Linked DNA regions of Mus musculus: all the other regions are linked to region 2. Evidence: chromatin loops called from intact Hi-C (ENCODE). Cell type or tissue: left cerebral cortex. All regions are shown on one strand.

The links. Peaks named below come from ENCODE experiments on the same cell type or tissue, not always from the same donor. Only the 100,000 strongest peaks of a DNase experiment are listed, where the experiment ranks them.
Region 1: a loop joins it to region 2, with 4 times the contacts of the local background. A loop is called at or near these places in 3 of 42 quality-filtered maps.
Region 3: it touches region 2 in a loop (9-fold over the local background); 4 of 42 quality-filtered maps call a loop at or near these places.

What each region holds. Positions count from the first base shown.
Region 1 is chr1:171,560,954-171,568,953 of GRCm38, reverse strand. All of the region lies in intron 1 of Cd244a (CD244 molecule A), which reads right to left. It overlaps Gm35200 (a long non-coding RNA gene), which reads left to right and starts at 6,881. Exons shown (of 5, transcript XR_373705.3): 1 at 6,881-6,981; 2 at 7,598-7,665. In left cerebral cortex, CTCF peaks have their summits at 326 (motif pointing left), 1,905 (motif pointing right) and 4,476 (motif pointing right); DNase peaks (open chromatin) are centred at 310, 1,913 and 7,665.
Region 2 is chr1:171,654,788-171,662,787 of GRCm38, reverse strand. No RefSeq gene overlaps it. Among named protein-coding and RNA genes, the nearest start is that of Slamf7, 5.8 kb to the right of the region's middle. In left cerebral cortex, a CTCF peak has its summit at 3,870 (motif pointing right); DNase peaks (open chromatin) are centred at 3,925 and 4,121.
Region 3 is chr1:171,499,452-171,507,451 of GRCm38, reverse strand. Alyref2 (Aly/REF export factor 2) reads right to left here and starts at 3,974. Exons shown (of 1, transcript NM_019484.4): 1 at 2,702-3,974. The coding sequence starts at 3,795. The coding sequence ends at 3,139. It overlaps LOC115487699 (a small nuclear RNA gene), which reads left to right and starts at 4,289; the gene lies at 4,289-4,404. In left cerebral cortex, CTCF peaks have their summits at 3,980 (motif pointing left), 4,853 (motif pointing left) and 5,766; DNase peaks (open chromatin) are centred at 3,563, 4,005, 4,865, 5,730 and 1 more place; H3K4me3 peaks cover 1,577 bases; H3K27ac peaks cover 1,598 bases.

The DNA.
Region 1 (8,000 bases), 94 kb after region 2:
TCTAAAATAGAGCTGGACTCACAGTCCTCTCAAAACACTTAGTGCATTGCACTGTGGGCAGTGCTCACTAAGGCTTATTGTTTACTGTTGTTTTAGGAACCAGAAGGTCTCTGCAAGACTACTCTCTAAAATGTTAAAGCTGGGCCTTCCAGGTATGTCCGCACTTCCCTGCCTAGGGATCAAGATGTGAGTTAATTAACATGGTGGTGGTAGACTATAACATAGTGATGGTAGACTGTAACATAGTAGCAGACTTTAGATAGCTACCTCAGGCAACCCAGAGCAGTAATTGACGCCCTTAGGTAAGGAAGCCATGTGGTGCCACCCAGAGGCTGTAGACAATAAGAAAGATAATCTTGCCTTAAAGAGACTGCAGTGTGCAGGAGCAGGGGGTCAGAGAGTGAGGTAAGAGAGAGAGAGAGATGGTTACACACAGGGTTCTTAACAATGTAGCACAATAAGAAGAAAGGCAGTGTGAGGAGAACAAGATGGTGGCTAAGTAAGATCCTCCAGGATCTTCCCACACCTAATTACCTTGATAAAACGTAAGAAGATCTAGCGGGGACCACAGTGCCCAACCATAACAAAATACAAATATGGGAAGAAACTGTCCATGCCTCATGCACCCCAACTCCAACCAGTCCAGTGTAAGGCGTGATGTCACCACTTTGGGAGTGTGAATGAGTTAAATTCGAGCTTTAGGCTTGAAACCATGTACCAGGCCTGATGTGGTGAAACCCACATGCAACTCCTACCACCAACCCAATACCCACAGACTGAGTTACCAGACAACATTAGCACAAGAGGCTGAATGGTCCACCTCTCTCTTGTAACTTAGGGTCACAGGGCAGGAACTAAGACTCCAATAACTGGAGGAGGCAGTAGGCTTGTCATAGAGCTCAGTGACAGGACTGTCATAGTAATGCCAGACCCGAGGAGAAACTGCACCTTCAGGACAAAGCACACACAAACAGACTCTGCATCAGATGAATGAGCCAGATGTGTGTCTTAGCCCACATCACCTCCAGATGTGGCATGGTCCTCACGAATCCCTGAAGCTGTGAAACTCAAGCATGACCCAGGTTAGCTCTCATATGACCCAGGTTAGCTCTCACAGACTGACACAAGGTTTCAAAGGCTTTGCCAGTTTCTCCTGGGTCTTACACATGGCCAGCTCACATCAAGCAATACACATTCACTAAGAACTTGACTCAGTCGGGACTTCACTGGCTCCCCACACTCTGACCCTACATAAAATGTGGATCCCAGTACGAAGGAGGTTGTGACTGGAGGATCAGAAATTCAAGGTCACCCTTGGTTACATAACAAGTTTGAGGCCAGCCTCAGACACATGAGATCTTGTCAGAGAGAGAGAGAGAGAGAGAGACAGATGAAAGGAAGGGAGGAAGGAAGAATATGAGGAAGAGACAGAGAGAGGGGGAGGAAGGGAGGGAGGGAGGGAGGGGGCGAGAGGGGAGAGAGACAGAGTGAGAGAGACAGAGGGGGGGGGAATAAAGGAAACACACCTTATAGCTAAGGACATGCATTACCTGGAAAATGAAAGATTAGAACAAAATTTTTCATGAAAATGGAATCAAGAAGAGAGTAATCACCTTTCTATCAAAAAACAAGCTTTAAGTATTTACCAAAAAAAAAAAAAATCTAGGTATAAATAGATCTAAAGAAGTGAAAGACTTCCATAAGGAAATCTACAAAATGTAATGGAAGACGTTGGAAAGAACAAAGGAATAGATAGACATACCACATGCTTGGATTTGAAGAACGATTAAAAGCCATATCAAAATATCAATGATATTCTCCACAGAAATAGAAAGAAAACTATGCGAATGCATACATAATCTACATGCGGGTCTGGGCATATGAATGTAGTTATGCCGAGAAACCAGAAGGGGGCGGCAAATTCCCTCTTTATGCTGGGCGTTACTCTAGAAAAGGGTTTCCTGACTTCAGCCCTAAATATTAAGGGCCCAAGAATACCTGGGTATTGGGATAGAGTTTGTGCTATGCATCACTTAGCAGCATCCCTGGCGTCTGCCCACTAGATGCAAGTGGTACCCTAGCCTCAGTCATGACAAACAAAAATGTCTTCAGACCTTGACAAATGTCCCCTGAGGAAAAACTGTCCTCATTGAGAAGCACAATTCTGGGCACTGCGGTGTACCATGAGGAAGAGCGTCAAGACCCCATCCCCACCCCACCCCACTCCCGTAAAGCTCACATTCCGGTTGGAGTGCATGCCGTAAACAAGCAGAAAAATAAAACAAGACTTCTCAGAGAAGCCTGAGTGCCATGATTTTATATTTAAAAATTTTTTTTCTTTAAAGCATTTTAATTTGAAAGGTGACAGCAGAGCATCTGAGGATTTCTTTAGATTGAGAAAACCTCCGTGCTATCATGCGCCTGAGTGAGAAAGCTCTGTAGCCAAGGCAGAGGCTATCAGAAGAGAATTTCAAGGACATGAATCAACTAGTTCAAACCCTCTCCAGTAAAGAACCCAAGCAGAGGGCACGAAACTATTGCAGACTTTTTTTTTTCAACCTTGGGAATTAAACCCCAGTCCTCATGTCGGGGGTGGGGGTGGGGGCAAGCTCTCCTCCCCTATGTAGAACATCAGAGATAAAAGAGCCAGGACTAGGGAGAGACATCTGGTCGTGGGATTGGCAGCATTGGTAAAGAAATAGACACGGGTCTTAAAGCTTCAACTCCTAGAAATGTGGCAATACCCTGTAAACTATGGAAGGAAGAGGGCAAGGAAGCAGATAACACTGTAGAGACAATCTAAGTGAGTGGGTTGGAGGAGAGCTTTTGATTGGCTGATCCACAGGAAGTTAGATGTGTTCCTCTCAGATAACAGGTGGTGACGGGGAAGATCTGAGGCACCAGGGCTGATAATCGATCAGCAGTACCAGCTACAGGAAGAGTCAAGAGTAAGGTCCAGTCAAATAGAAGTTGTGTCAATGACATGTAATTCATCAGCCTTGTGCTGAGCTGAAAGCTCTGGGGGCCAAACTCCATCCCACACAAGGCTGAGATGATAGATGGATCCTGGGTATTTCACAGGAAAAGATGGCATGAGCAGCCAGCAGTGCCAAATCTAAAGACTCTGACAAAAGACCCAGACAGCTTGTCACAGAATCAAACTCTACGGAGCACGGCAGGATTTCAGATAAGGAAAGGAATTCTGATGAAGGAAAGGGGTGCGATTAACACAGAAGGATACAAGAGGAGTGACTGGAAGGCAGGACCACCCAGCACTGTTGGCTGGTGCACGGATGCATCTTACTTGCTCAAAGGCAAGGTTGGAAGTTCAGCCACTGTGCCATTCAATGAGGATGCCTGGGTTGCTCAGTGCTGGCTGGTATGATTGTCTCCCTATACCTGTAGGTAGTGTTTTTATCATTTTTATTTTTAAGAATGGAGTTATCAGGAGCATTGGGTCATGGTTTCCTTAGGGTTACTATTGCTGTGACATAACACCATGCCCAAAAGCAGAGGGAAAGGTGTATTTCACTCCACAGTTCCTTAATAATAGTCCATTATCAAAAGCACTGAGGGCAGGAGCTCAAGCAGTACTGGAACCTAAACACAGGAGCTGGCGCAGAGACCATAAAGGGGTGTTGCTTACTGGCTTGCTCCAAAGGGCCTGTCCAGCCTGCTTTCTTATAGAACCAAGGACCACCAGCCCAGGGATGGTGCCAACTCACAATGAGCTGGAAACTCTGGGATCCATCACTAGTTAAGACAGTGCCTGACAAGCTTGCCTACAGCTGGATCTCATGGAGGCAGTTTCCCAATCGGGACTCCCTCTTCTCTCATGACTCTAGGTTGTGTCAAGTTGACCTAAAAGTAGCTATTATAACTGACCCCTTGTCAACCTTATACGTAAGCACATTACTTTTCAATTAGAGTCGTTCTCATTCATTCCCAGGATGGCATATTAATATTAGTATCACAATAATTAGTATTACAATATTAGTATCATAATAACTCTAAAGATCCCACCGTCCTTACAAATTCAAATATGTTAAAAGTTCACTCTCTTTAAAATATTCAATCTCTGCAATAATCCAAAATCTCTTTTAAAGGTTTCACCTTTCAGCTGTGTGCTCCTAAAAAAATTGAAATAAAGTTAAATATTTTCTTCAAAACTGAAGAATCTGGGCACAGTCACAATCTGAATAAGCAAAGACAAACTCCAACAGTGTAGATAACTAAACGTACAGTTATCTGGATCCACTCACGATCTTCTGGGTTCTTCCAAGGGGCTTGGTCACTTCTCCAGCTCCGCCCTCTGCAGCACACACAGCTTGATTTCTAGGCTCTGGCAGGCTCCACTCCACTACTATAGCTGTTCCTGCTGATCACCCCATGGCACTGCCATCTCCAAAACTCCTGGTGTCTCTTGCTACAACTGAGCTGCGCTTTCACCAATAGCCTCTAGGGGCTCACCAATAGCCTCTAGGGGGCTCTCTTCAGGGACTCCAGCCCTGCCACACAGTGCTGAGCCTCCATAGCTCTGTCATAGCCCTTCATGCCTTCAAAAACCAGTACCACCTGGTGACTCCTAGGCTACCAAGCTTGGTTACCAGAACAAAGTACAACCTCTGCTGCTTCAGCTGGTACAGGTCGGGACATAAAGGTATAATGATGTTGGCGCACAAGAAGACTGTGCCTTCCTCTGCACCAGGGTATTAGAAGTGTCTGCTCAGAGCAAGTGGTTAGATGCTGCCATTAGAAGAAAACCTCAGAATCAGCCTAGTAGATGGAGAAAAGAGAGGGCGTTACAGGCAAAGCAACAGCACGGACCGGGTGCCAACACTGGTCTAGGAAGAATTTTAGCAAAGCTTTCTCCAACATGTTTAGAAAGTGGAGTAGTAAACATGAGTTTAATTTTTAGGTATCTGAAAAAACTGTGAGAGGTAGCACAAATATCTAAGGATGATAATCTAAAAATATACACACAGTACAATAAATAATAATAAGTAGAGCACTGTGTAACCAACAGCAGATCAGAGACCCACAGAGAACACAGTTCTCTGCTATCACACAACTAAATACTGACAATACAGAAGAAGCAGTATCCTTAACTACACTGTTAGTTCTTCAAAGTCAAGAGTGGGGCCAGGTGGTGATGGCTCACATCTTATTAATCCCAGCAGTTGGGAGAAAGAAGCAGGTAGATCGTTGAGTTCAAGGCCAGCCTGGTCTACAGAGTGAGTTTCCAGGACAACCATGGCTACACAGAGAAACTGTCTCAAAAACAATCAAACAAATAAACAAACAAAAAGAACAGAAAATAAAACAAAATTTTAATAACTAAACAAAGTGTGGGATCTGTAACCCTCATTGCTGCTACACTGTACCAAGGGCACTTACTAAATTATACCGCTATATTTTATTTCCAGGTAAATAAAGTGAATGAGTTTATATACCTAATATGGCTTTGTCTATAAATAAAAGAAGGCTAAGGGGGCTAGCCAGATCACTCAGAAGATAAAGGTGTAAGCTGCCAAGGCTACAGCCTGAGTTCAACGACCTGGACCCAGGAAGGAAATAACCAACTCTCAAAGATTGACTTCTAACCTCTACTTGAGCACCATGGCTCAGGAACACACACACACACACACACACACACACTAAAGTAATTAATTAAAATATATTTTAAAAAAAAAAGAGGAACTAGGCTGAGGATGTAGCTCAGTTAGCAGAGTGTTTGCACCGAAGCCCTGGGTTGGACTCCCAGCATCACATAACACAGGCATGGTGGCTCACATTAATAATCCCAGTACTTAAGAGTTGAAGGTAAGAGGATCAGAAGTTCAAAGCCATCCTCAGACACATAGCAAGTCTGAGATCAGCCTGGGCTGGTGAGACCCTGTCTAAAGGGTGGGAAGGTTAGGCAACCCCACAGATATCTTGACAGGTGTTGGTTTGGCTTTTTTCAGATGGGAGAAAACTAAGAGTGGGAAGTAGGACTGGCCCAAACCAGAACAATGGGAGGCAGGAACCATTCTCTCCATGTGACTGTGTGCAGGAACAGACAAGGTGGGAGACACTGGGAATTGTGGGTAGGATAGAAAAAAATCCCTAACCAGGCTTCCATTTTGTGAAAGGTTTTGAGCCATCAGCAGCTGAACAGCAACCTTGGAAAGATGATTACCGTTTACTATCACCTATGGGATGATAAAGTCACTACAGACCAGGACAAAGAAGGCAGAGGGACTTGGGCCCAGGTCCCATCAATAGCTAAGAAGCTATTCACAATTGATAGCTACCAGGAAAGGGTATGTTAACCACATCCCAGAATAGGACCAGTGTTCAAGAGTAGCCGACCAACACTGTGTGTGTGTGTGTGTGTGTGTGTGTGTGTGTGTGTGTGTGTGTGTGTGTGTTGTTATTGTTGTTTTCTCGAGAGAGAGGGTATGTTGGCAAGTACAGGAGACTCTGGGAGGAGGTGGGAAAGAAGAAAGAACTTGATCAAAGTATATTGTATGAAATTCTCAAAGAATAAATTAATAAATAAATAACTTCAAAGGGAGAAAAGAACTCAGCTGAGCTCAGAGGCTGTGAATCTTTCTGTGCCTGCTTTCTGCTGGGTTTTCTCCTCCAGGTCTCCACATTGAGTTGGTGCGCACTTCCTGCAGGAGCCTAACAGGGGCATCTGAGCAGAAGACAGGAACTGTGAGAGACAGAAAACCCTCCCATCCCAGGGAGGTAGACATTTTAAGGGAGCTTTTTAAAATGCTAATATGAAGAGATAATGAGAGAAAGGAAGAATAACTTCTCAAGTTCTTACATGCTCCCAGTGAGAAAGGGAACAAGGCAAAGAGTATACAGATGATTTGCAGTTCAGAAGGGAGTGGCCACAGCCAGTTCCGGCGGTCAGGGACTCCACAGCCAAGGCAGTTGCTGCTGCTCACAGCCTTGGGGGCTCTTTTCCGGTGGTTTAGACAGGATGAGGTAAAATATTAAGTCTATAGAAGAAGAACGGGGGGGGGCAATTTGATGGACTCTACTGCAGTTTCGGTGGGGGGGCGGGGAATGAGGACAGTTGATGAACTCCAGTACAGCTTGGCAGGGTGCTGGGTGTGCACCAAGGAGAAAGAATGGTCAATGGGTATGACTGACTCACTTAGCAGGGGGTCACCCGTGCTCCCACACCACAGCCAAGATTCAGCCCAGCTTTTTCCAACCAAGACTTACAGCTCACCGGAAGCTGGGAGGCCTGAGTCCGGCGGGGGGGGGGGGGGGAGGCTCCGGGGGGGGGGGAAGGGGAAAGTCTCAGATGGCTGAAGCTTGGGGTGGAGCAGGGGTGGGAGCAGGGGTATAATCCCACCAGCCTGCAAAAGAATGTTGAGGTTTTTTTCTCAGTTGGGCTTGTGCAAAAAGGTTTGGGAGTGCGGGGGGTGGGGGGTGGACAACAGATTAGGTCAATGCTGAGAAAGGAATAGAGCCTTGTGAGCTCTTGGCATGACCAGCTAAGGCAAACTCACAAAATAATGAGTATCCTGCAGAAGCCACAGCCCACTTCCTCATTAGCTCTGTCCTGACTGACCACAGCCTCTTCTGTCTGCAGGCAAGCTGATTGTCTCTGTCTGTCAAAACTGGCCTGGCTGTGTCCCTTCCCATTCCCAGTCCACTCAGGTATTTGCTTTCTCCAAGACAACTTCAGTACTATGCCTCTCACTCTAACTCCTGGTTTTCTTGCTTTTCTTCAGGCTATTTCTGTGCCTGGATTGGTTCACTTTCTTCGTTTTTCTGAGCTCTTACCACACCAAGACAGTCCCCTGTCTCCCCTCCTAGAAGAATCCTCTCAGATTCCCTTTCAATGCACCCTGACTGACAGTGCCAGGGCCTCTTCTGCCTTCCCTTGGAGTTGGCATTGTACACACCTATTTTCCTGACTGGAAGATTTTCATGGGTATAATCTGGGTGTGGGATGTAGTTTAGTTAGTAGGGCCCTTGCCTCCCATGACCAA
Region 2 (8,000 bases):
CCAAGCCTACCTACTTCTAATCCCTCCAGTAACTGGCTGCAGCCAATTTTATTTAACAAATAGTTTTAAACCAAGGAACAAGGTTTGCACAACAAAAGCTTATAAACGTGAGAAGTCACTTGTAGGCCTAGACCTTCAGGTATAGAATTTAGCAATACTATGCATAGCAATAGACCAAACCTCAACAAAATTGGATTTGTTTGTAAAAACACGAGTGAAAGCTCTGGTCCATAGGAGGGTTGATAGAATAGCACTGAAAATGAGGGAAAGGAAGGGGATCGTTGTTAGAGCACATTTCTAAACTCAGGTCTTCATGATTTCAAAGCTGGCTGGCATTCTACCTCTGAGGCAGCGAATAAAAAGTTCAAGGTGAGCCCTTTCTAGTGGCACTCTCCTGATCCCTCTGAGTGAGTCTGGAGGCTACCTTTAGAAGCCCTTCGCTTTCACATGATCTACACTGCTGTGTATCTAATAAGCTGTGCTGGCTGAGTTTATGTCAACTTGGCACAAGCTAGAGTCACCTGAGAGGAGGGAACCTCAGCTGAGAAAATGTCCACTTAAGATCTGGCTGTAGGGCATTTTTTAAAAATTAGTGATTGATGGGGGAGGTCCCAGCCCATTGTAGATGGTGCCATCCCAGAGATGGTGTCTTGGGTTCTATAAGAAAGCAGACTGAGCAGGGTATGAATAGCATGCCAGTCAGCAGTACTCTTCCATGACCTCTGCTTTAGCTCCTGCCTCCTCGTTACTGCCTTGTTTGAGTTCCTGTCCTGACTTCCTTTGGTGATGGACTAATGATATGGAAATGTAAGCCAAATGAACGTGCCCAAGTTGCTTTGGTCATGGTTTTGCATTGTAACAATAGAAACCCTAACTAAATCACAAGCAATGTGACCCAAGAATGGCTTCCTTCCAGGTCACCAGCTCTTGGCCAGGGTTTCACCATTTCCTTTTGATCTCTTCCATGGCAATAAGGAAAGGGTAGTTAGGAATTGGGTTCACATTATCAGTCAACCAGTGTTAGAATATCCTATATATCCATTCTAAATCGAAACTAAACCTTACAGTCTATTCTGTATAACTGCACCCCCTCCATACATCTGAAGAAATCGTCACCCCACAGCTGATGAGAACAGGAAGTGGAACTTCTTTGAATTAATTAAATCATGAAAAGGAAATCCACATGAATAAGTTTAATGCCCTATGAAAGAGGCCTAGAAGATCTCTGACCTTTTCTAGCATATAAGATCCTGTGAGATTAATCTGTGAACACAGAGGTTAGCCTCACCAGTCACTGAACCTACCAGCATCCCACTGTGAGAAATACATTTCTATTATATATAAGCTATTCCATTTTATTGCATCTCGCTTTAGAAAGCCAAATGACTATGACAACTCCATTTCTGACCTTTTATTCAATATACTTAACTTTTGAGAAAAGAATATTTAACCAATGCTTTTAAAGAAGTTGTATGGTAAAAATTATAAAGAACCTTGGGGCTAGGAATGTAGCTTAGAGAGGCAAGGGAGAAGAGAGAAAAGGCAGGGGGGGGAATAGAACAAGGAAGAGGAGGAAAAGGAGAAAAAGATAGAGAGGAGGAGGAGAGAGAGAAAAGAAAGTTAACCCTATAACTTCACCTGAAGAGAGGACTAACATTTGTCCTTGGACTATGACAGGTGATGTAGGAATCTTTGAAATATCATACCTGAGAGAACTGTGTGTGTTTAGCAAAGACTTGCACCAGTTAGCCAGTATAATGATTTGGTTCAAGGGCTTTGGAACACATACCATATCAGCTCAAACTCCTGAAGGACTGAAATTTAGACCAGCCCTAAGCATCTAACCATGCCCCCCCCTGACTACATCCCATCACTAACTCTAGACTTCGATGTGCTTTCCTGATAGACAATACTCAATGTGTACCATCACATGTCAATCAGAAAAAATGAAATTCTTGGTGAGTCCATAAGCAGAGAGCAATTGGAATAGGTGTACTTAGAATCCTCCTGGACTTAGCTCCAATGTCTCTTCCCTTCAGTCACTTTAGTCATTACTCTATAGCCACTCTCTGGTTGTCAACTAACCCTATCAACCCCCCTATCAACCCTAACTACAGTATCAGTTTTCTGTAACTCATATGAGTCCTTCTACTGAATTATGTAACTTGACTGCCATTTGAGGAAGTCCCTCAATATGTAAGTTCATGTCAGAGATAAGGGAATTTGCAGGACTGCCCCATAATTTTGCAGTTGGCTAGCTTTCACAGATTATTTCTGGAGGTTGGTAGAGTGTAGAAAATGATACCATTGACTTCTCCCTTTTCAGACCTTACGGAATGAAGATGAACACAGTCATCAGAGGTGGGAATTCATAATAATGAGTCTAGGAAAAGTCTTCCCGAGTGAGGTAACCCAGACCCAGAAAGATAAATATGGTATAGTACGTACTGCTTGTATGTGGATATTGCCCATTAAATAAATGACAACTAACCAGCCGGGTGTGATAGCGCACGCCTTTAATCTCTGCACTCGGGAGGCAGAGGCAGGCGGATTTCTGAGTTCGAGGCCAGCCTGGTCTACAAAGTGAGTTCCAGGACAGCCAGAGCTATACAGAGAAACCCTGTCTCGAAAAACCAAAAAAATAAATAATAATAATAATAACAACTAACCTACAATCTGTATACCCAGAGAGGTTAGGTATAGAGGAAAGGATTGTGGAGACACATGAATCTCCTCCATGGGAAGGGGAACTATAATAGATTTTGTGGGTGGATTTGGGGCAGGTGGGGATGGAAACGGGAGAATCAGGTATGGCGGTAAAGAAAAGACAGTGTTGGGGAAGGGACTGCAGAGCAAATCAACTATACCTGAGGGGCATTTGAGAGGTAGTATAGAAACTTAGCACAGTGGAAACTTCTTAAAATACATAAAGATGATCCAAATGAAGTCTCTAAACAATGAGGGAGACTGAGTCCCATCTGGCCATCTCCTGTCACCAAAGAAGCTTTGTTACCCAGACTGTGTTACATCCAATTTAAGTTGTTAGGTAAAGGACCCCATGGGAATCCCCCCAAACTCCAGGCTACTGCCAAGACAATAGGTTGCTCTCTACCAACTCACAGCAAGGTGGATATCTTGTGTATTGTATGGATCACCTGTTGATTAAAAGCCTATGGCCTATGCAGGAATTAGAGGTGGGACATTTGGGAGAGAGAAAGGATTCTAGGAGAGTCAGGTGGGAGATTCACAGGGAAGATGAGACAAGATAGATGCATGGCACCTGAGCACAGGTGACCAGCCATGTAACAGAATGTAGACTAGAATAAATGGGATATTTTAAGTTATATCTAGGCAGAGAAGAGTCTATCTATATGGCCAAGGTATTGTAAATATATTTTGAGTCTGAGTCTTATTTCTGGGAGCATGGGTCTGGGAGGAAGAACTGGACATAGCTTCAGCAAGAGATTTATTCTTTTCTAATTGGAGTCTGAAAGGGAGTAGGTCTGAATGGGAGAGGAGGTGGGGAGCAACTGGAAGGAGTAGATGGATGGGAAATTGTAATCAGGATATATTGTATGAAAAAAGAATTTATTTTTAGTAAAGGGGGGGGCCTTATAAACAGCTGAACACTTCAGAACTGGCAGGATAGGAAATAAGAAAGAAGTAGAGACACAAGGAAAGAGAGCAGGCACTGAGAAAAGGCTTCCAGTAGCCAGAGAGAAAGACCTGCAAGACCTGCTCACCAGAGAGTGCAGAGGCCATCAGTCCTCAGTGTCCAGGGTTCTGGACCCTAGACTGAAAGCTCTAACACTGGCTGCTGCCAGGAGGCAAAGATCTGATACCAGAGGACTGCACTGAACCGGAACACAAGAGGGTGCTGCTTGCTATTTTTCTGCCAGCCTGCATCCAGCTTCAGTCAAACATAGGTAAGCAAAGCTGCTGGAGACTGGGCTTCACACATCTTCTTTCAGGGGATCCACAGTTCCATCCAAGAAGATTGAAGTTACATCAATAGGATATGACTCTATGGCTGATGTAGGCAAATCTATGCAGAGTTTCAGTGAGAGGAACTATCTCAGAACATGAGAGCCACAACAGTTATAGAATCTACGTACAAATCCTGCCGGACAACAGATGCAAATCTAATCAGTGGCATGCCTCTGAGTCATCACATTGTGTCACATGGATCCCTCCACAGACAGGGAGCTTACGGCCGCTCATACATTGCTGGGTATAAGTGACTCTCAGCAAAGGACATACCATGTCTATCAGTTAATCTGATCTTAGACAAATCTACTTAACACTTACTCCACTTCAGCATCTATTTGGACATTTTCTTTTTTGCCAGCTTCTTCCCACTCAGATGTTACTCCTCGTTTTCCCCTTCTCTGAGCACGCTCGCTCACCAGACACACCTACCCAGTATTTGAATAATACAGTTTACAACTTTGGTTTTGTTTCTGTATTCCCAGGAGGTAAACATATACGGGTATTGTTCTAGCCTTAACATACTAGCGGCTCCTTACTAAAGACAAGCTGGTATGTCACAGGCATGACCACATCATCTCACAAACAAAAGGACATGTATGGGGTTAGATGTCACACTTCTAAAGCGTGTGTGGCACCCTAGGGACATAGAACATTTACTGATTGTGAACATTTACTACATTAGAGGCACAGAGCCTGCTGACCATCAGTCTGCACTGGCAGGTTTGGGGATGGGGAATGTGGAGGTGGGGAAAATGTGGCCTTTTAAGCATGATTAGAAAGAGGGGCTGATTGTGGATCCTGCTCCCCTAACTGGGTTGTCTTGTCTGGCCTCAGTGGGAGAGAGGATGCTCCTAGCCCTGGAGTGACATGAGGTGCAGGGGTGGGTTGGTACCCAGGGGTCCTCCCCCTTCTCAGAGGTGATGGGGGGAGGGGGTATCTGATGGGGGACTGGGAGGAGCAGGAGTAAATAAATTAATTAATTTATAGGAAAAATAAAATATGGGCAGGCCAGAGCTAACCATGACCTATCAGAATCGTGAGAGAGAGGGAGTTATGCAATTTGCCAGGCATTTTTAGTATCAATTTGATGTTATCCACTGCTGGATATGGTGACATGGCCTTCCGTAGCAAAACCACCCTTTGTGGGTTATAGAAATTATTTATAGAAATACAGAAAATATTTCTAGAAATGCTCTATAAATCCATTTGCACCAGCTTGCCCAGCTACCATCCAACTGGAAACATGTTTAAGACTCTATTGCGCTTTGCTCTCTCCCTTCTTGCCTCTCTCTTTGATAAACTTGTGAGAATAGGAGAAGCCATAACAGACATTTTTACAGCTGTCCACACATGTATAACACACACACACATACACACACACACTACTGTATGAGTTACTGGGGCCGGCATTCAGAGCCCAGATGATTTTTCACCCCATTGGAAGAAGCTAGAACAGCACTGGGGACCACAGGGCAAGGGGAGAAGTGACGTAAGCAGGTTGCTCACCAGCATTCCTCACTGAACACAACGACTGAGCTTCTCCAATCTGTTAATACACAGAACCTAACCTAAGATCTGATCAGAAGTTAGCAAAAGCTGTTAAAATCAATTAAATAGTGACTACTGTTGGGGCTATATAAATGGTTCAGCTCTTAAGAGCACTTGCTACTGTTGAAGAGGCCCTGAGTTTGATTCTAAGCATCCACAAGCTATCTCACAACCATCCACAATTCCAGATTCAAGGAGTCTGAGGCTTTCTTTGGACTACTATGGGGACTGCATGTGTATGGTGCACACACATAGATGTGCGCAAAACACTCCTACATGTAAAATAAAGTAACTAAACCTAAACATTTTTAAACTATAGTTGATCTTACTGAAGGGTAACTGGGGGGTGGGTCATCCATTTTACTGTTTTAGGTATGTGTTATTTCATTTATTGTTTCCCACTTTAATGAACAGAAACAGAAGCCATGCTTATTTCCCAGATGAGAAAACTGAGGTATGGAATATTAAAGTCAACTTGTCCAATGCCAGATAAAAAGTAAGAGACTCTGAAGATTAATATTCACCTTGATGAGATCTGTAGATACTTAGGATGCATGCAAACCTATAAGGAAAGACCTAGATTAAGTTAACTGGCATGGGAAAGCCCATCTTAACTTGGGTCGGGAGCATTTCTTGGATTAGGATCCTGGGCCTTTGTATACTTTTTAGCCACTACAGAACTGCTTTTCGAAGTCACCCTGTGTTACCACTTCCATCCTACAAGTTTGAGTTAGGTAAAAGAAGGTAGTTGTGATACAGATGTAGAGGCAATGAGTCAGAATTGAAGTGCTCTCTCTCTCTCTCTCTTTCTCTCTCTCTCTCTCTCTCTCTCTCTCTCTCTCTCTTGTGTGTGTGTGTGTGTGTGTGTCTTTCACTCCCTCCTCCTTTTTGCTTGTCAACACAGGATGATTCAGTAAGACATTCCCTTCCTAGAGGCAGTCATTTCAACTTTGGACTGAGAAATGTGTTTACTCTTTACAAATCGCTTCTTCTCTATTATCCTATGTGTGTTCAGGAAAACAAGTGACTACTAAATTGCTATCTTACAGATTTTACTACTGACATGGTTTCAAACAAGCAGCATGGTTTCTCATTATGAGTGTCGCAAGCCCCACCCCGAAATAGACAAGCATTCTACTCTTTCTTCAAAACATTTTTTTCCAGAATTCTGAAATTTTTGAGTCCCCCTACCCCACCTCCATTTTCTTCTCCATGAGACTCACAGAAGACAGACTCCTGGGGCCCTGGAAATCTTGCTCTTTCATGCTCCCAACTTCTATGTCCAAGTAGAAGTCATTCACACCTGCTCAGTTGGTCAGGACTCATTCATCCAACTTACTGCACACTCTGAATCAGTAGCTGTAAGATCCTGGAAACAGGCAAAGCAAGCGATTCCTTTGATTCTTTTTATATTTTAGTATGGTAGATTCTGTGGCAAAAATAATCAGGCAAATGGGAGGGATGAAGAGTTTTTAAAAATTTGGGGAATGAGGGAGGAGGCATGCATGGGAGGGTGGAAGGGGGCAGGGTGATAAGAGGAGAGGATCGAGGGAAAACTAAGGTTGGGATATAAGTAGTCAAATCAATTAAATTTTTAAAAATCCGGGAATGATACTCTGTAGAGGGGGGAAAGGGAAGAAGAGATAGCCACATGGGTATCTGAGGAACAAGGGGGAACTTTATTTTAATGTAGAAGATTGAGGTAAGGGTGTACTTATAAGAGTTCTTGACCACACTAAAGACAAGTGTAAAATGAGCCTCAGGGAGACAACTTTAGGATGGAAGCTCAAACCATCATGTAGGGTCTTCGAGATTCTAGAAAGGACCTACATTTTCTTCTAAGCTATATGGGAGACAAGTAACAAGAAGAGGAGTAACAGAGGCTGAGAAGTTAAATGTCCCACTTTAGAAGCCTATTGATGGACTTTGAGGGCCAAGACAAAGAGTCTAGTTAGGTAGTGTTGGATATGTTGAAGGTGACACAATATGACTGCAGTCCAGGTGTCTTTTTTCCCACGGTAGAATGTATTAGTCAACTTTCCATTACTGTGATGAAATGCCTGAAGTGATTGACACTGTGGCAAAAGATTTATCTAGTTCATGGGTTTGGAGACTCCAGAAAAGATTAGATGGTCTCCTTGTTTGGGGCCTCTCAGAAGGACACCAGATGGCAACAGGAGAGAGTGTGTGGTGGAGTGAACTATTTACAATCATGAGCCAGGAAGAACAGGGAGGTGAGGATACTGGGGCCATGCAGTCCTCTTTGAAGTGTTTGAATCCCCTAAAACATTAGTTCTTACTGAAGCATTCACCCAATAGTAACACCCTGAGGACAAAAACTTTAACATGCAGAAATTTGTGGAACACTACTCATATTCAAACAAGATCATAGAGTCCATGGAATGTGCTGACAGTTGGATATGGGACATGACAGAGTAGACGTAGGAAAAACTACAAGTGTC
Region 3 (8,000 bases), 160 kb after region 2:
GGAACTGGTCACTCTATCCAGAAGGATCTGTAGAGTGGAGTGCAGCAGCCTAAAGCCTGCATGAACTCAGACCCCAGAACAAGCTGCCTAGTCGCAGGAGCGCCCTGCATCTGAACAGCAACAGGATGTTTGAGATGACAAATGGCTTGCACTTCCTTAAAGACATCCGCGGTGTGTTCTTCTCCCAGAGGCCATGCTGGTCCATGGCCCCATGCTTCAGGAGAGGGTCATGCTGATGTATGGAGGATAGACTGCCACAAGAGACCAAGCGGAGGTCCTTGGCATGTGCTGGTGCTGGAGACCCTGTGGGTGTTTGTGGCCTGTGCCGTTGCCAGAAGCCATGTAAAAGGTCAGGATCCACGCTCGTGCTGACTGTAAAGGGCAGGGAAGCTTCTCCTGCAGGGATTATCAATGACTGCAGGCTCGCAACTGAGGAAGATGGACATAGAAGGATTCTGTGACAAAACCTACCTCCACACACTCACCCCAAAGTAACAGCATAAAGAAGGAAGCCATCAAAGAGAACTCTTAAAAGGTGTGAGAGGGATGCTAGTAGCTCTCCACAGTGACTTCCACCAGGCGGTGCAGTGAAGGACTCAGCTTTTCCTTAGGGCGCTGGCCACTGGGAGTTTCACCACACCCCAGTGAGCATATAGAGAACACCAAACACCAAACGGACTTGGTTTCGTTTCATTTTTGTTTTTTTCAAGGTTTTTTTTTTTTTTTTTTTTTTTGGTTGGTTGGTTGGTTGGTTGGTTGGTTGGTTTGGTTTGGTTTTTGGTTTTTTGTTTTTCTTTCTTTTGGGGGAGTCTCAAGAAAGATCCAGCAGACATGGGATGAAGTGGAAACTTAAGGGTTCTTTGGAAAGTCAGCTGTGTCAGACGGTGTTTTGCTGGGGCAAACCTGTGGAGTGTTTTCGTGAAGTGGACACAGGTGAAAGACTAAGACAGGTGAAGGAAGGTTTTGCTGAAGCAGACACAGGAGAGAGGATGTTCTGCTAAAGCAAACACATGGAAGGGCGCGTGATGAAGGACTCTTTGCTAACAACATGCATGTACAGGTCCTCCTTACACTGCATAGCTGAGCTGCATTTATCAGGACGCCATAGAGAGAAACACACTAAAACACTTTTGGTGGTGTGCTGCAGTTTCTTGCTGCTTCTGCAGACTTGGGCTGATTGGCAGTGATGTCACCTGAGACAGATGCGCGTGCTAGGGCAAGACCTGTGGAGGACATGTGACGTTTGGAGGGTTATAAATAGGACTCAACAGACAGTGACAGAGGCTGAGCTTGGCTTGCTTATAGAGGTAGCTGTGCAACACTTGTGGGTCTTTTCTCTGATCTTCGATTCCCTGAGAGAGGCACAGCTGAGAATTTCTGGCATTCCTCCTGATGACTAGAGCTGAGGCTGAGGCCTGGCTGTCTCTGCTAGGTAGGCCACTGCTGCTGATTCCTGTTTGCTATGCTGACTCTACTGAACTGGACTGCTGGTGTGTTACAGTAAATCTCCAACCCAAATATGCCCCGGCTATAATAACACAACTCAGTTAATATGATTGCATGCAGTGCGCCTAGATTGGGCAGATCTACCACTACACTACCATCTTCCTCATCTATGAGACTCCTTAGAACTTGAGGTTTCTCCAGGCCATGTGCTTCTGCTCCATTACTTCTTCTTCTTCCTCCTCCTCCTCTGCATCCTCTTCCTCCTCCATTTTCTCCTTCTTCTCTCTCCCAACCTTCTGCTCCACCTTCCCTTTATCTGCCCAATCAACAGTTCTCCTTTATTTTACAAATTAAGGTGGGAAGCAGGTTCACCTGAGTGCCGAACTCATCAAATATAATTAGCCCCATGGCTATCCACAACCCTGGTGTATCAGTGAAGTATTTGCAAGTAGATCAAACTGTGCTGCTCAATGACCAGTGAACTGAATTGCTGATTTCCAAACAACACAGAGGGGGTTTACTCCAAAGAATCTTTCTAAACAGGTGCACTTCCCCCGTATCCTCTCTTTCCCACCACTTTGGTGGGTGGTGGGCTACAAGGGAGGTTAAAGCGTTTAAGAACTATCATTAAAAATAAGATTTGGGCTGGGCTGTGGTGGCGCACGTCTTTAATCCCAGCACTTGGGAGGCAGAGGCAGGCAGATTTCTAAGTTCGAGGCCAGCCTGGTCTACAAAGTGAGTTCCAGGACAGCCAGGGCTACACAGAGAAACCCTGTCTCGGAAAAAAATAAAATAAAATAATAATAATAAGATTTGGAAAATTAAAGATACAACGGGAGGAGTGGGAAGTGAGCTTGATCATGGTACACAGTGTGAAAGTCCCAAATAATTCACAAAAATATTATGTTAAAAAAAAAGAAAGTTGGTGTTTGTTTTTTGTTTTGTTGTTGTTTGGGGGGGCAGGGTTTTGGGGAGAGGGGCTTGAAACAAGGTTTCTCTGTGGAGCCTGTATATCCTAGAAGCTAGTATTAAAGGCATGAGCCGCCGCCACCACCACCACCCCTGCCTTTGATTTTATTTTAGATTAGTCATATCTCACTAAAACTCCTGTCTCAGCCTTACCAACGCTGAGAGGTCAGGTAGGTACCACCCCTACCAGACAGAAAAGACTTTCCATGTAATTAAACCCACCGCCTTCCTTGCTCATGGTGAGTAGGCATTCTGCCACTGAGCTGCATCAAAGGCAAGGTTTTTTCAATTCTTGTTTTATTCTTACATGATGGAGCTGAGAATGAAACCCACTTCTTCATGCATGCTAGTCAGTCATGTGTTCTGTCCATAAAAGTCATATTGTAATTTGTAATTTTTCTTTTTCTTTTTTAATTTTTCCAGTTCTACACACATTTCTATTTTATTATGACAAAGGTGAAAATGCCACCTTCTCCACAACAGCACCCAGGAAAACTTATCCCAAAAAATAACTCAGTACAAAACAGGTCTGTTTCAGAATTTAAAAAAAAAAAAAAAAAAAAACTTTACATGAGTTTTTAGATCCTATTTTAAAACAGGAAGTAAAAAGAAACAAAAAACCAAATTCACCATTGTCTGCACAGTCCAGTTGCCTACCCTCCCTCTAAGGCATCACAGACGAGGCGTCTGGGTCCCGGTTCTTGTGCGGATTTGTTCGGTTGTTTAGCTGGTGTCCCTCCTTGCATTGTAAGCATCCAGCTGTGCGTCCAACTCCTCTGCAGAAAGCTGCTGCTGCTTTGAGTTCCTGCCAGTGCCTCTACCCCTTCCCTGGCTGCCGCGGCCACCAAAGCCTCCAGAGCCACGGCTCCTTGTCATGCCGCCTCTGTTTCCGCTTTGTGCAGGTCTTCGCTGTGGATCGATCTGTGACGTGACAAGCTGGATGTCCATAGGGCGGCCATCCAAAGGGACGCCCTTGTACTGCTTCATAGCCTTCAGGGCATCTGCCCTCCGTTCAAAGTGTACATCCGCCGTCCCTAAACTTCGTCCAGAGCGATCGTAGTCCACAGCGGCTTTTTTCAACGTTCCAAATTCAGCAAAGAGTTCCTGAATGTCAGCATCTGACACCCCGAAGTCCAGGTTTGACACGAGCAGCTTGGCACCGGTCTCCACGCCTTCCCCACCCCCGCAGCCGCTGTCGAATAGGTCGTGCTGCCACTTGTCCGGAAGTGGTTTCGGTCTACTGTACGGTGCCGGCCGGTTCCTGCCGCCGCGGGCGATGGCGGGCCGGTTCCTCCTAGGCCCGCCGCCTCGATTCACCCGGCGCTGGTTACGGTTCAGCTTAATGATGTCGTCCAAAGACATGTCCATCTTGTCGGCCATGGCGGGCGCGGATCCGGGCCTGACTGGCCCGGCCCTCGCGGTGCAGACCAGAAAGTACTCAAATTCAATGATTCCCCCGCCTTGACTCCGCCTCTCCGACCGGTGCTGGAATCACAAGCGCACCAAAATCACACTTGGAAATTGGAAGTCTGTGCGCTTGTGAATCTGGCTTTCGCTCTGACCCCTGGTGGCCGCCCAGCGCCTAGAGACATCTGGGACAAATTCGAGGCACTTCCGGAAACCGAGCGGGCCACGCGGCTTCTCCGCGATATTTGCATACCCACAATGCAGTGCACACAGATGGTTGTATAATTTAAAAGGGTAGCGTGTTGTTTTCGTTGTTCTGTTTTATTCCTTTTATTCCTTAATGTGATAGAACCTTCAAAGATTTATCTGATATAATAAAGTAGTCAGTGTCTTTAGGAGTAAATAGTCACCATTAGTTGTCTAGGAAATACAGTCGGCCGAGAACTGTACACTAGGACAGCTGGGTATACTCTGGTTTCTCTTCAGATCGTATAAATCTTTCGCCTTTTACTAAAGATTTCCGTGGAGAGGAACAATTCTGAGTCTTACACTAATTTTTTGAGGCCTTGCTTTAGCAAGGCTATTAATAATGTTTAAAGTTAGAATTAACAGTCTTTATTGTGTGCTCTATGTATTTTTTTGTCTTCAGTGTTAACCAAAGTTAGAATTAACAGTCTTTATTGTGTGCTCTATGTATTTTCTTGTCTTCAGTGTTAACCACTGTAAGGTAAAAATGGCTTGAGCTTAGGCTAAAGAGACAGCTCATTGGTTAAAAGGGCTCAGTCGCATGGCGTTGTGTCTCATAACCGATAAAGTAAATAAGCCTTTAAAAGCAAATACTAAGTTTTTGTGGGAAGTCTGTAGACATGTTATTTATTAAGCTGTTTTTTATCTAGCTGCGTTATGTTGTGGTCTCAGTGAACATATGTATAAACCATTATTTTTAATATTTTATTTAAGTGCAAGGTGGTTATGGACTTAAGGCACGTACAATTTTCTAGCAAGATGGCTAACCCAGCTCTGTAGCTGAGGAAGAACTAGCGCCCCCTTCTGACTTCCATCAGTGCCAAGCAACGCTCAGATACGCAGGCAAAATATTCATACAAATAAAGGCAGATACATTCTAAAAAATAAATGCAGCCACTCGAGCAGAAGGGACAGGTTACCCTCAGAGCTGTGGGAGGGGCTAGACTATGATGCAATTCCCCATCTCCCCCCAGTCCCTCCCCCCCCAAAAAAATGAAAACTACTCTCCCACCCAAGACCTTTCCCTTAAGGACAGAGACTGTCCCTTTGAAATACCTCAGTCTCCTTATAGCTAAAATACCTCAGTAATAAGAACAGGTAACAAGGGGGCTGGAGAGATGGCTCAGTGGTTAAGAGCACCGACTGCTCTTCCGAAGGTCCGAAGTTCAAATCAGCAACCACATGGTGGCTCACAACCATCCGTAATGAGATCTGACTCCCTCTTCTGGTGTGTCTGAAGACAGCTACAGTGTACTTAGATATAATAATAAATAAATCTTAAAAAAAAAAAAAAAGAACAGGTAACAAAGTGGCAGGAACTTCAAACACAGAATGCCCTCGGTCTGCTTGGCAAAGCATCTTTGGCTCTGCCCACCAAAGTACACTGGAAAGGAAGTTGAACTTTCTCTCTTCCTGGAACAGACTTGAAATCATGGAAAGGCTCTTGGATGTCTCCTGGATGGGCTACTGCACTGACCAGTTCATTGCCTGCTTCACGCCTCACTTCTGTTTCTACAAAATTCCCTGGGATAAACGCTCCACAGTGCCCCACCTGGGGCCTACTTCTGCTGGATAGGAGCTCCCACAACTCCCACCTGTAACCCTATAACAAATCTCCCTTCTAACCTCTCGGAAATTCCTTCTCTGCTTTGCAAAACAAAGGACCTGAAAGCCAACGGTTTGGGTGCCTCTAGTGGCCATTGGATAGCCTGACACCTTAACACTCCAAGCTATCCATGACTGAAGCAAGAAAGTTTCCAAAGATACTTTCCCACTTTTCTTTATCATCCTCAGTGTCATCAATAGGTGAGGGCGGGAGTATAGGGAGTTCACGGTCCAGCCTGGGATACCTGCCTAAAGAAAACAATAAAATAAAGAAACAGGATGGACATACCATGGATAGCCGAACATGTCCAGCAGAGAACAAAAGAGTGTTCATAATTGCATCAGTTGCTTTCCTGTTGCTGTGATAACAAAACCAAAGAAAAGTTCATTTTGGCTAGGAACCCAGAGAGAGAATCCATAACAGTAGGGGGAGGCATAGCAACAGGGGGATGGAGCAGAAAGCAGATCACATCTTCACCTTTAAACACAATGCAGAGAGAATAAACCGGAAGCAAGGAAAGGCTATAAACTCTCAGAGCCCACCACCCCCCAATCGACATCCTTCTGCCAACACAGTCAGACCTAAAGGTTCCGTATCAGTCCCCTACCCAGCACCACTAACTAGAGATCAAGTGTTCACTCACCCAAGCTCACCAGGGACATTTCTCCTTCAACCCACCACAATAATGGAATTTGATTCTTCTGTGGATAATTGTAGGCTTGGGTTGACCTCTAAGGGTTGTTTTAAGGTTTACAAATTCATGATAACACATGGAGAACATGTTAGATACATATTTAGTTTTTTAAGTGTTGGCCTCACTGTCTGCTCCTGATCCATGGATAAAATATAATTGAAGGAAAACCAAAGCAAGACTTCTTGCTTGGGAGAAGAGTGGTCAGATGTAAGGAACACTGTAGGTCAGAGAACACCACCGCTAACCCAAGGTCCATTCTATACATTTTAGGTAGGATTTCTGTTGCTATGATAAAACGCCATTAGTCAGGATTCTCTAGAGACGCAGGAATCACAGGATGTCTCTATATATTAAGGGAATTTGTTGTGATAACAACGGGCAGCTGTGAATGGGAAGTCCAAGCATCTAGTAGTTGCCACGAGGCTAGTTATTTAAGCTGGTCTTCTGTAGAAGTAGGTTTCAACAGACGTACTGGCAAGAGCAAGCAGTTGAAGAAGAGTGAATCTTCCCTCTTCCAATGTCCTTATGTAGGCCTCCAGTAGAAGGTGTGGCCCAAATTAAAGGTGTGTATACTACCGCGCCTGGATCTAGACCTTGCTTTGTCCCAGACTGACCTTGAACTCAGAGATCTGCTTGCCTCCTGAGATCAAAGGTGTGTACTACCTGGCCTATGCCTCAAGATCTCCATCCATGTCAAGATCCAGGTCAGTAACCTGAGTCTTCCAGCCTCACGATCTGGATCACAGGTGAGCTCTCCATTTCTGAGCTGCAGTTCATTCCAGATGTAGTCAACTTGACAACCCGGAATGGCTGTCACACACCCTGATCAAGAGCAACTTGGGAGGAAAGGATCTGTTTCTGAGTGCAGTTGTAGTCCATCACAAAAGGAAATCAGGACAGGAAACTGAAGGCCAGAGATGAAGCAGAAGCCATTGAGAGTACCGCTTCCTGGTTTGCTCCCTGTGCCTGGCTCAGTTCCGCTACAGCGCAGGGCCACCTGCATAGGGGTAGTACCACCCCTGGTGAGCAGAGCCCTCCCACAGCAATCACTAATCAGGAAACTGACTAAAGTAGAGTTCCTAAAGGCCAGCCTTAGGGAGGTGTTTTCTCAATGGAGGTTTCTCTTCCCGGGTGACTCCAGCCTGTAACAAGCTGACAAGAACATCACCGGGACAACATTCCACAATGCCTTATTTTGGGGGATTACCATCTGGTCTCACAAGTTTGGAAAATAATGCCTTCTCGTGACTGTAAACCTCCATAGTACTGTCTTGCACGTTTCTAGATCTTTCTCCAGTAATAAATAACAAAAAACAAAAACCTTTAACAGGAGTGAAAACTCTGTGCTTGTTCTGTCGTATAAAATACTTGTAAAACCTAAAGGAATAAGGACTGCATGATAAACAAGAAAAAAAAAGTGTTACACCATCATGTTTCCTGGGAGCACATTTATTATTAATTATACTTAATTATTAATGTCAATGCCACCTCACTATGATCGGTTGCTTTGTTATCTGTGACAAAAAAAAAAACTGGGTAACTCTAATTGTTCTAAATTATTAAATATGTCCTGAAATTTCAGGAAATAGAGCTCATTTCTTTGCTCCAAAACAAAAACTGTCATGAGAGTCC